Linked DNA regions of Mus musculus: region 1 is linked to region 2. Evidence: chromatin contacts called from ENCODE POLR2A ChIA-PET data. All regions are on one chromosome and are shown on one strand. Each heading gives the region's core, a stretch centred on a gene start or an enhancer-like site at or near the end of the contact. The rest is flanking DNA. Distances are from core to core; before and after follow the strand shown.

Evidence for each region. ChIA-PET counts read pairs that join two places held with the same protein, here RNA polymerase II (POLR2A).
Region 1: POLR2A ChIA-PET joins it to region 2 with 11 read pairs in embryonic stem cell. The contact joins the promoter of Trir here to the promoter of Klf1 in region 2. POLR2A ChIA-PET finds 5 or more read pairs at or near these places in 4 of 5 experiments (Patski and embryonic stem cell).

The regions. Positions count from the first base shown.
Region 1 is chr8:85,023,013-85,029,048 of GRCm38, reverse strand. Trir (telomerase RNA component interacting RNase) reads right to left here and starts at 2,216. Exons shown (of 3, transcript NM_026760.3): 1 at 1,815-2,216. The coding sequence starts at 2,150. It overlaps Get3 (guided entry of tail-anchored proteins factor 3, ATPase), which reads left to right and starts at 3,762. Exons shown (of 7, transcript NM_019652.2): 1 at 3,762-3,944; 2 at 4,724-4,871. The coding sequence starts at 3,784.
Region 2 is chr8:84,898,519-84,905,144 of GRCm38, reverse strand. It overlaps Klf1 (Kruppel-like factor 1 (erythroid)), which reads right to left and starts at 3,163. Exons shown (of 3, transcript NM_010635.3): 1 at 3,030-3,163; 2 at 1,643-2,456; 3 at 1-381. The coding sequence starts at 3,116. The coding sequence ends at 206. It overlaps Gm39213 (predicted gene, 39213), which reads right to left. Exons shown (of 3, transcript NR_168730.1): 3 at 4,994-5,264.

The sequences.
Region 1 (6,036 bases), core at 967-3,466, 120 kb before region 2:
CCAGCGGGAGCACCCTGAACCACAAAGCATCCCTCATTCTCCTACCCTGAGCTGGCCTGGCGTTTTTAGGAATATAATGACAATGGCTACTCAGGAATAAGTCAAAGAGGCAGTGACACCACTGTTGCTCCTATTCCTGGACTGTCACATCAACCCAGGCCCTGTTACTTTCCACTTCCTCTAAGAACAGTCTGGCTCTGGGTTTTCACCCTGGCCCCATGTTCTCCCTTTAACTGGGGGCCTTCAAGAGATTATCCTGTTCTTACCCTTTAACTAGGCAGTGACTGCTGGACTATTCCCACAATCGCTTTTGTGCAATACTGCAGGTGGAATCTAGGATCCCATGCATTCAAAGCGATCTTCTGCTGAGTTAAATCCCCAGATCTCGTTTCTGAGACGGGGTCTCACTAAGTTGCTCAGGCTGGCTCTGAACTCATTCTGGACGTCAGATCCTTTCACGTCAGATCCTTTCTCAGCTCCTGAGTAGCTGATACTACAGGCACACACTACTGGACACACACACACACACACACACACACACACACACACACACACACACACTGTGTTGTTTTTAGAAACAATGTAACCTTTGTTCAGACTCTGCAATCCTCCTGCCTCAAGCACCACAGTGCTAGGATTCCATGTATGTGCCACTTTGGAGGCTCACACACACCCCCTTTTAAGACCTAAACAAACTTAAGCCTTACCCCAAACCACAGAACTGGATCCAAGATTTGACCCACAGTCTGTTATTCTCAAACCAACATTTCTTCCTCCCCACTACAAGGTCTCAACATCAGAGACAAAGCAAGCTCAAAACTAACAGAGTATATGTCCAACTTATTTAACCCGAGGCTCCTCAACATGACACTTGACATTTTCAGCTAGATCATTCTTTGTTATCCCTTGCGTTATAGGATACAGAAGAGCATCCCTGCTATCTACCTATAGATGTCACTAGCATCTCCTCTTAAGAGTTTGACAACCAAAATGTCTACAGACTTTACCAAATACATGAGGATGAAGAGACTTGCTCCCAGTAGAGAACCACTGGTCTTGTTCTTTAAGAGTCTGTTCTGACTTTCCTAGGACCACTTCATGAAATACATCAAAATCTCAATTATTAGAACTACAGAAAATCAGGATAGGCCACCCACACTCCAAACAAACAACGTTCTTTTCTGTCAAAGACACCACCAATAAATACTCAGCACAAGATAAGGTGCTAAATAAATGGACATTAGTTAAATAATAAAGAAAGGAATCGATTGATCTTGCTAAGGCCACAAAGTCGGTGATTTGCTTTTTGTTATTGGTTGGTTGGTTTTGTTTAGTTGGGACAAGGTCTCACTTTTTCGAATTCTCCTCTTCTTGCATCCGGAGTGCTTGTAATACAAGGCGTGTACCACCACGCCCGGCTACGGTCCGTGGTCCGAGTCGAGTCTAACGATTACAGCAGACTCGGGATTTAAATGTGTCTCCTCTTTTTCCCCCACATTATATGTGGGCCTCACTATTCAAAGTCTGGGTACAAATCAAACGGGAATCCTAGCATCTAGGGCCCCCTAACCCCAGAGCGCTGCTTCCAATGCAATTTCCCGGTTCTCAGGTCCCACGAATGAGATCTAAGGATTCCCATTCCCGCCCAGAAACACCTCTGGTCCGGAATCCAGGCTCGAGATTCTCAGCAAGCGACCGGGACCGTCCAGGCAGCCGGGCGGAGGACTGCCTTGGACCATGACGCCCCTTCCCGGGCCCGACTCCCCCAGCCAACGCGGGCCCCGGCGCCCGCCCCCACCCCCGCGGCTCCTTACGAAGCTGAGCGTGGGGCCTGGGCCGCCCTTCCTCTTCGGATTCCCTGGGCCCGCCGCGGCGGAGGCCGGTGGATCGGGTCGCTGCGGGCCCGGGGGTGGCTCCTCCTGCCGCTGCCGCTGCTCCTCCTCCATCTTCCGCTTGAACAGCTCCAGGAAGCTGCCATCGTTGGCAAACAAGTTCACACCGCTGGACACCGGACTCGAGCCCGACACCTCGTCGTCCCCACTCTCGGGTGACGTTCCCGGTCCCGACTCAGCCCATCGGCTCCTGCCGCTGCCCGCCGGGCCGGGCGCCTCCCGACCCGGAGGCTCCGCCCGTCTCCCTCGGGCAGCCATTTTGTGGCCAGATGCCGTGCAAAGGACGTCGGGAAAGGCTCTCAGACCGCGCGCTTGGCGCGGGACTGGCTTCGTCTGGAGCAATGCATGCTGGGAAGAGAGGTCGGAACCCAGAAGCCAACGCAGAGTGGGCGGAGCTTAGGTGGGGCCAAAGGGTTCTGACCTGGCCACCAGGCGATGGAGCCCAGAAGCCGGTCCCTTTCCTTCTGGTCCTCGGTTCCCTAATCCTGCTAGATACGAGTTAGCTAAGCAGCCAGAAGCTCCCCGAGAATGGGACCATCGTTTGGGACCCAGGCCCCCTGTAAGGGCTAAGAGAACAATCCCAGGCAGCCACCAGAACTCTGTAACTGAACGGATCTTGTTTGGAGCCTGTGTTTTCAATTGTCCCTTGGGAACTTGTGTGGCCCCTAACTAGGTCTACAAAGCATATCTAACTTGATACCTCCTATTAGAATGGAAGCATCTCCAGGTTTGACATCTGTCTCTGAAGTTAATCTCTTAGCTTGAAATAAAAATACCGCTGGCAGCGGGGCGTGGTGGCGCACGCCTTTAATCCCAGCACTCAGGAGGCAGAGGCAGGCGGATTTCTGAGTTCGAGGCCAGCCTGGTCTACAAAGTGAGTTCCAGGACAGCCAGGGCTACACAAAGAAACCCTGTCTCGAAAAACCAAAAAGAAAGAAAGAAAGAAAGAAAACCGCTGGCTGCGTGCAGCTAGACACTGCCTGAGATTAGTATTTAAAGAGGCTGGAGCACTAAAATGAAGCCGAACGTATTTCCAGGCTGAGAACCTAAGACTTAATGTTTTGAGCTGCGTACTGCATGAAGGGACTAAGGACCCTTGTATTCTTTCCCAAGGACAGGGACTCGATTAAAATTGCATTTGCTGAACTTGGAGCACACCCAGAGAGAAAGCAGAGTGCCAAGCGCAATAAGAGTTTCAGAAATTAAAGTTCTTTCTACAAGGACGACTTGTTGCAGGAATCATTCCTGCCCAACATGGGAGTTCCGGGAACACAGGGGGAAAGTCTGCATACTCTGCAGCAAATGGAGTCTTTTAATCGACCCTCAGCCAAATAACCAGTTCGTTCGTAATTGGTTTGCGACAGAAACCATGTGGCTCACAACCAACTGGGTAACTGGAGGACCGGAAGAGATGTTGAGGTCCAACACAGAAAGTAAGGGGGAAATGATAATCAGGAAACTGAGCCTATGGAATCAAGAGCTACCTCTGCTCTAACTTCACGCAAAAAGCTTGGCCAGGATGTTTGCCTGGTTGCTAAGGAGAGGTTGACGCCTGCAGGGACTTGAGCGTGACTAGTGGAAGTAAGACAAGATTCATCCAATGAAAAGAGTGCCGCAAGACTCAGGGCCCAATCAGTGAAGAGCAGTAGTCTGGGTCATACCAATATGTCCGCGAGACAGGGGAATCCTTAGAAAACTACAGACAAAAGTTCACAAAGGTGAGCCCTTGACTCATAAAATGGTGAAAAGATAGCGCTCATTATCTCCAAATGTCAATGCAGGAGTAAAATAAGTCAGACTTCCAGCCTGTACAGGGCTGTGGCAGACTCATTTCCCCTGTACGTATTTAGCACGTGGTGCGCCCCGATTAATCACGTGAGCCGGGTCCAAGATGGCGGCGGGGGTGGCCGGGTGGGGGGTTGAAGCAGAAGAGTTCGAGGATGCACCTGATGTGGAGCCGCTGGAACCCACGCTTAGCAATATCATCGAGCAGCGTAGCCTTAAGTGGATCTTCGTCGGGGGCAAGGGTGGCGTTGGTAAGACCACCTGCAGGTAAGGAGACTCTAGCGGGGCCCAGAGGACGGGTGGGATGTACCACTGGACCAAAGGGAGGACAGGGACCGGCTTTCTCTTCCCGAGCGGGGCAAAGCGAACTGAGCATGGCTCTACGGGGTTGTTTCTCTCTGGAAATTACTGCAGCCTGCTGAAGATACCTCCTGAATGCAAGCCTAGCATCCTGGGTTGGATCATCTCTCTTTGGGTCTTGTGAATTCAGCGTGTGGGATGTGCAGAGGAACACGTAAATCCCGCAGCCCGCCGGACAGTACCCCCCCCACCCTCCCCCAGGGAGTTCAGAGTAGAGGGAGCGACACTAAGGCAAGCTGTCTTAGTATAACAGACTTCTATTTGATGCCAGAGAGGGAAGAAGTAAAACGGAGTGGAAAGGGCACGTGATTATGGTGCCTCGGTTCGTTGAGAGGTGAAGTACATTGTCCTGAACAAGTAGAGGGAGGGAGGGAAAGCATTCTGCCTGCTGGACAGCTGGTTTGTGCCACTGAGTGCCAAAAAGGGAGGGGAAAAAAAAGCAGAAACAGGCATTCAAAAAGATCCTATCAGTCAGCTGAATATTGCACACCAGTCCTATCGGAATCGAAGTCAGGTGGTGATTTCTTCAAGGATTAAGTAAGGCTTGATCTCACTGGGACCTATACATTGGTCATAAGGTCCTTGCAGATCCAGGTTTCTGTGGCCTGACCTTGCAGATCCTGCTACAAACACCACTACCAAAACTGACTCCTCACTCCTCATCTTCTCACGTTTCTTTTTCGCAGCTGCAGCCTGGCAGTCCAGCTGTCGAAGGGACGTGAGAGTGTTCTGATCATTTCCACAGACCCAGCTCACAACATCTCAGATGCTTTTGACCAGAAGTTCTCCAAGGTGCCTACCAAGGTCAAAGGCTATGACAACCTCTTTGCTATGGTAAGTAAAGCTGGCCTCAGCTCTGCCTGAGGTCCCCATAAGGCAGATCTTGTTTTAGTGACAGGTGTTTTACCCAGAGTGCATTCTTGGTACCCATGGAGGCCAGATGAGGGCATCAGATCCCCTGGGACTGGACTTACAGATGGCTGTGAGCCACCATCTGGGTGCTGGGAATCCAGCCCAGATCCACTACAAGAGCAGCCAGTACTCTGAACACCAAGCCATCTCTCCGGCCCCAACCATAAGGCCTTTTGAGGACGTACCTACCAGCAGCCACCAGGCCAATCATAGTCTACATACTCATCTCTAGGCGTCACACCCCCAACATACACCCAGAGAGGCTTGTGGGAAGGAAACCTTTGAGGAGCGGGGAGAAAGGCGATAAACTGGAACAGAGCAAACAAGAAGGAGGCCCAACCAGAGATGCACACTGTGGGGCTCTGCTGGCTGGGCAAGCAGTTTGGCTTGGTGTCTACGTGTGATAGAAGATTTTTAATATGCACAGTTACTCTTTTAAAGATTTAGTTTATTTTTAGTTACGTGTGCAGGGACCAGCGATACCAGGGCCCCCTTGAGCTTTAAGTTTGAAGACACTTGTGAACCCCCACCCCTAGGTGGGTACTGGGAATGAATGAGGATCCTCTGGAAGATCAGCACACACTCTTAACTGCTGAGCCATCTCTCTAGCTCCATGTTCGTGTTTTGGTTGCTGTTATTGTGTTGTTAGTGGTGGTGCTACTGCTGTTGCTGCTGTTGCTGATGCTGCTTGAGGTGAAGGCCAGGGCATCCCGCATGTTACACAGTGACAACCTGCATTCCCAGCTCTCGAGTTTGAAAAGGGCTGGGCAGGGTGGCACACACCTTTAATCCCTGCACTAGAGAGGCAGAGGAAGGCCGGTTACTGTAAATTTGAGGCTATCAGGGCTACATAGTAAGACCCTGTCTTTAAAAACAATAATAGTAAATCAGCCAGGAGTAGCGGCACACACCTTTAATCCCAGCACTTGGGAGACAGAGGCAGGACGATCTCAGAGTTTAAGACCGAGTTCCAGCACCACCAAGGGTACACAGAGAAATTCTGTTTCTAAAGATTTTTTTTTTTTTTAAAGCCACGCCGGGCGGTGGTGGTGCCCGCCTTTAATCCCAGCACTTGGGAGGCAGAGGC
Region 2 (6,626 bases), core at 1,914-4,413:
GTTGATTTATCTGGTGGTCTATATTGCTGGGTCTGTGGGGCCATGTGTGGGGCTCCCTGAGGACATGTGAGGTTTGTCCTGAAGGCTCCTTTGTATGGTCTTCTGGTCAGTTTTTGATCTGGGTAGGACTATATAATGGCCCATCTTTTGGGATACGGTCCTTGGATCCACTCTTATTTCATCCCCAGTCCTTGTGCAGGATCACTCAGAGGTGACGCTTCATGTGCAGAGCTAAGTGGTCAGAGCGTGAAAAAGCACGTGGGCAGAGGCCACAGCAGAAGGGACGATGTCCAGTGTGCTTCCGGTAGTGGCGCGTCAGTTCGTCTGAGCGAGCGAACCTCCAGTCACAGCCGTCCCAGGAGCAGGCATAAGGCTTCTCTCCTGAAGGACAGGGAGCTGTAAGTACCACCCTCCAAGCAACCCAGCTCCAGTTTGCACCCTTGATGAAGTAGAGCCAAGTCTTAGGACATACCTAGCCCACACAGTTAAAAGGTCACATAATCCTGCCTTCTGTGACTCAATCCTTTTCTGTATCTACAGCTGCAATCCTGCAGTTTTCTCACTTCCGGTCTCCTATCCCACTTCCGGTGTGCTAGTTCCCTGCCTTTTTATGTGGCTGCACCTTCGTTCTTTGTTCTCCGCGTTGCAGCTATTTCTTGCTCTGGCAGAGCCTCCCGATGATATCCAGTCTTGTTCCTCAACTTGGTTCAAGCCCAGAAATCCACCCCAGTGTTCAAGGCCCTGTCTCTGGTGATTCCCTCTCTTCCTGTTACAGCCTGTTGCGTGCCCTGCCATGCTTGGGAGACCCTCAGCTGTCTTCCAGTCCTGGGATGACCCCGTTTCTCTTTCTAGGCCCTGTCTCTCAGCATTTCCTTCTCTTCTTTTCTTTTTTCTTTCTTTCTTTTTTTTTTTAATTTATTTATTTATTATATGTAAGTACACTGTAGCTGTCTTCAGTCACACCAGAAGAGGGCATCGGATCCCATTACAGATGGTTGTGAGCCACCATGTGGTGCTGGGATTTAAACTCAGGACCTCTGGAAGAGCAGTCAGTGCTCTTAACCACTGAGCCATCTCTCCAGCCCCCTTCTCTTCTTTTCTTAACTCTGGGACCTCTGTCAGTTGCCCCTGAAACTGATTTTACTTGAGTGTCTCAACCTCCTGATCCCAGATGGTTCCAGCTCGAGCATGCATGTAAATACTGGCTATATCCTGAGCTCTGGCATTCCAAGCTTGTACCTTTCGGGTTCACCCCTCTAGTTTCTTCTCCCATCTCTAACCCAGGCCTTACACATCCACTTCTAACACCGAAGTCCCCAAAGTGTTCCCCAGGTCCTCTGTTACACCTATTTATTTATGAACCAGGATCTCACTAAGTAGCTCAGGCTGCTGAAACTCGCTATAATAGCCCAAATGGCCTCGAAGTCACTGCTATCCACCTGCCTCTGCCTCCCGAGTGTTTGTATTAGCCCATTTGGGTCTGGAATCGCCCCTTCTAGACTTGACCCAGTGTCTCAGGTGCGGTCTTCACGACCCCTAGAACTGGGGCCGCCTTTAGCCACGCCTCTGACTACCCTCCGGCCCCTCCCTTCGTTCACTAGCGGCTCCCGCCCCGCCCCCGCCCGTCTGGCCCCGCCCTTACCCGTGTGCGTGCGCAGGTGCGCCTTGAGGTGCGAGCTCTTGGTGTAGCTCTTCCCGCAGCCTTCGTGCCCGCACGTATGTGCCGCCTGCCTCTTAGGTGCCAAAGTTCGCCGGCTGCGTTTGGGCGGCGCAGTTCCCGGGGACAAGCCTGCGTCTCCGGCGATCGCAGTGGCCCCGAGTTCTGTGGCCACAGTCCCAGGTCCCAGACAATTCAAGAAGGAAGGGGGCGCCGTGGGACCAGCAGAAGGCGCCGCGAGCCCGCGAAAGAGCTGGAAGTGGCCTTGGTACTGTGGCGCGGGGTACAGCGCGGGGTATCCCGACAGCAGCCCATAGGGGGCGCCTGGAGCTGCGGGCACCGCAAGCCCCGCCCGCGGGAAGAAGCCCCCTACGGAGCCCGCTCGCGAGTCGGAGTACGAGGGCTGAGCCTTGGGAGCGAGTCCCGGGGCCAGGGCAGGGGCCACGAAGGGTTCAGGGGCTGGGGGTCTCGGAGTCGGGTGCGCCCAGCTTGTGTGCTCCTCGGAGCCCAAAGGCCCAGTCACCAACCCTGGGCCACCCGCATAGGCGCCCAGAGACTCAGGCGGCTCGAACTGTGCCACTGGCCCCACGCTGGGCGCCAGGGCACAGGTCCGGGAAGTGCCGGGAGACTCGGAACCTGGAAAGTTTGTAAGGAAAAGATCCGGGTCCCACGCACAGGTCACGTCCCTCTCATCGTCCTCTCCGGAAGGGTCCTCCGATTTCAGACTCACGTGATGGGACGGCCCCGTGGGATTCGGGGGCCCCGGCCCCAAATCCTGCGTCTCCTCAGACCGCCACCACTGCGGGAGGGAGCGTACTGCTTGAATGGTAGGCACTGGGTACCTGGCCCTCAAACAACCCTGGCTGGAAACACCGTTGGTGCCTGTCATTTACCCACACGGTTCCCCTAACCCCTTTCTCAGCTCCAGACAACTCCATTAGGTCTTGCTAGAGACAGCTAAGACACTTACCAAGAATAGTATTCAGGATGGGAGAAGGGGTTGCAGAGTTCTGAGTCAAAGGGGACAGCTTCGACTCCGTTTTCCCTAGCCTTTCCCTGTCTTCACATAGCCCAGAAAATTACAGCTCAAAGCCTGGAAATCCCAGGACACCTTTATCTGGACCTTTGTCTCTATGAGCCTAGTCTCTTAAGATATAGAGCTTAGAATTCTGCTTCCTGTTGGAGAAATAGGCCTCACCTTGATCTCAGACCCCTAGAACATCTCCCCCAAACAAGGCTCAGAGGCTCTCCCACTCCTCCACCCCCAAAAAACAGAGCAGAGGATATTAAAGTAAGATAGACGCCCCACCCCTAAGCACTATGCCCTATGCAAGACCACCTGCCCCCTCCCACACACTCACACTGGCCCCACCTTGAGGAAGTCCTCCTGGGTGTCCAGGAACTGTCCCAGGGTGGTGAGTGTACTGATGGAGGGTAAGACAGTCTCAGCTGAGGCCATGGCTGGCTGGTGTCCACCCTGGACCTCAGGCCTCCTCTCTCTCTTCTGCCTCATGGGCTATGAGGCTAGGAAAGTTTCTTGGAGGGCTCCTGTCTGCCCACATCTGATTGGCTGTCTTCCCTGATAAGACCCAGGCAAAGCAAAACGGCAAAGGAGGGGTGTGTGCGATATGTGTGTGGTGTGCTTCTTTTTTTTTTTTTTTAAGGTTTTCGAAACAGGGTTTCTCTGTGTAACTGAGCCCTGGCTGTCCTGGACTGGCTTATGTAGACCAGGCTGGCCTAGAACTCACAGACATCTGCCTACCTCTGTCTCCTGAGTGCTGGGATTAAAGTTGTGATGTGTCACTTTCAAGGAATAGACCTCACCCTGGCCTGTTTTCAAACTGGTCCCTGAAAACCAACCCTGTATGTAAAGTCAATCAGATGTCAAGGAATAGGGGCTTCAAAGTTTTAGGATTCAGGTTGGGTAAAGAAAAGTCCTGGTCGCTGCTCCCCACCCCCACCCCACCTCCCACAGGACTGAGAAGACCCCTCTGGTTTGGTTTCAAGTCTCTCTCCAAGGAGTGGACCAGGAAGGATAGATTTCTTGGGAAAGGTCTTTGGGACCCTTTGACCCCCATGGAGACCACTGCAGTCCTTACTCTCCCAGACAACAGCAGCAACGGTGCTAGTGGCGGGCCTTGGCACCGGCTCCCTTTCAGGCATTATCAGACACACCAGATGTTTCAGGCCGCTATCAGGTAGGGGGCCCAGAACAACCATAGCTCTGTTCCTCCTTGAGCAGAAGAGCTGGGGGTTGGTGCCACAAATTATTTTAGCTTTGAATTGCTCTGTTGTGTTGAGGTCTGAGCTGTTTAGCAAAAGGAGTCCCCTCAAATCAGCCCACTCTGGGGCTCTGAGGACCCTCACTGGCTACTGCATGGAGCTGAAGGGGATGGCTAGGAAGTTTACAGTGTGGTGGGCTAGGACCCATAGATGGAGCTGCAGCTAGTATGCCGTTCAGAAGAGCTCAGCCCTGACTCTGCCTAACGGCTCATTGTGTGCGGGACCCCATGATAGATGGCCTGCTATTCCCATACTTCTATTCTGGTGCCCTATGAGTCAGGGTAGGGAAATGGGGTGTCACGGGTACAATAATATCACACATACACCATCATTGCTCGGTGTCCATAGGGGACATCAGATCCATTATAGAAAATGGTACCTAGTCAGGCATGGTAGTGATGCCTTTAATCCCAGCACTTGGAAAGCAGAGGCTGGTGGATCTCTATGAATTTGAAAGGTCTGTTTGGTCTACATAATAAGTTCCAGGACAACCAGGGCTACATAGTCTTTGTCTCGAAAGACGACAACAAGGGTAAAACAGTGCTGGGGACTTAGCTTCATGGAGTGCTTGCACCGTATTAACTTTAAAAGAAAAGCATAAAGACCTAGGTTCAGATCCCTGGCACTGACACAAAAGCCAAGTGTCACTGTGCATGTCTAAGACTAGTGCTAGACAGATGGAAACGGGAAGATACCTGGTGCTCACTGGATAGTCAGCCTAGCCGATCAGGTCCAGTGTCAGGCCCAGCATAGGAAATAAGGTAAAGAAAACGAAGGAAGAGACCATCAACCCTGACCGCTGGGCTGCACGCATGCTCAAGCACACACTAGACACACGCCCCAACAATCAGTGTGCTAAGACGAGTAACCGGAGGACAACAGGCTAATGGAGGAGGGCAGGCAACCATGGAAGGTTACATGCCTCATTATTTTGTCTATATAATTGCCAGAACAGGTCAGGACGAGCAGTGCTTCCCAGAGGCTGGGGCAGGAGACTGCTAGGAGACAAAGTCTCATTTGGGAGGACAGAAACATTCTGAAACTCAGTAGAAGTGTTTGTCACAGGACACTGTGGTGCTACATTGCCCACTGAATCTGCATTTATTTATTGATTGATTGATTGATTGATTGTATGAGTACACTGTTGCTGTCCCCAGACACACCAGAAGAGTCCATCATATCCCATTACAGATGATTATGAGCCACAACCAAAGAAGACATTTTACTGGGGCTTGCTCACATTTTCATAGGTGTAGTCCATTATCATAGTGGGGAGCATGGTGGCATGAAGGCAGGAGCTGGTCCAATAACTGAGAGAAACATCCTGAGAGAGAGAGAGAGACTTTGAACCTCAAAGCCAACCTCCAGCGACACACTTCCCAATTCTTACAACCCTTTCAAAAAGTGCCACTCTCTGGTAATTAGGCATTCAATATATGAGCCTTTGGGGGCCATTCTGGGATTTATTGTTTTTGTTTTTTCAAGACAAAGTCTCTGTGTAGCCTGGAACTTGTTTAGCAGACCAGGCTGACCTCGAACTCCCTCTGCTTCTAGAATGCTCGGATTAAAGGTGTATGCCACCACCATCCAGCTACGGGGACTATTCTTTTTATTTAATTATTTTATTATTTTATTTATGTATATGAGTACACTGTCACTGTCTTCAGACACAGCAGAAGAGGGCGTTGGGTCCCATTACAGATGGTTGTGAGCCACCATGTGGTTGCTTGTAATTGAACTCAGGACCTCTGGAAGAGCAAACAGGGTGCTCTTTCCCACTTCTCTCCAGTCCCCTATTAGGACCATCCTTAAACCTCCACAGAACCTTTGATAGGAAAGTTTTCTTATATAGCCCCACCTGCACAGGGCATAGTCAGATTCACAGGAATTAGGGGTTGAAGAGGCCAAGGGCTGCAGGATAAGGGAGGTGACCAAGTGGAGAACTATACATAGTGTCAGAAAGCCCAGGGTGATGATGCAGTCCCTGTTGTATAAGGGGAGAGTCAGAAGGTTTTGTTTTACTGTTAAGGGTGAGAGAGTGTGTGCTCTAAACAGGACCAGTAAGAGAAAGGGGAGAACCCAAAGAGACGATAAACTACCTAAGCCAGTCTATTTAGCCACCCAGACCTAGCGTCTCTCCTACCCAAGTGATAAAGTTACGTTTGCTTTCTCTGCAGCTCAATTTTCTTTCTTTCACGGACTTTCAATCTTTCATCTGCCAGGAAAAGACCTCAAGATCCCCTAGACAACCACCAGCACCCCATTAGAGCAGGATCTCGTGAGATCGTCGTAAAGGGTGTAGCTCAGAGCATGTGCTTAGCATGCACTCTGGGGCAGAGCATGTGCTTAGCATGCACCAGCTCTGGTTTGATGTTGGGGTTTGAATTAAGGTGAATTATGTGAAGATAAAGTGAATTTGAGAAGGGGCCTAGGAACATCTGGTGTTGATGTTTCTCAAGAAGGATTTGTGTTACAACATAATGTATGTTTCAACTCCTAGTGGAAGGGACCCAGGAGTGCCTGAGACCTTCCTCCATCTCTAGAGCATAGTCAGGGTAAATGATGTTCCCACACCTCAGATGTTTTTCTGAAGACAAATAACATTGTTGTGCTTTATACAACCTTGAGCATGCTGGCTGTGAGCAGCCTTCTCTGTTACCAAAGGAGCTCTAATAATAAAAATGAG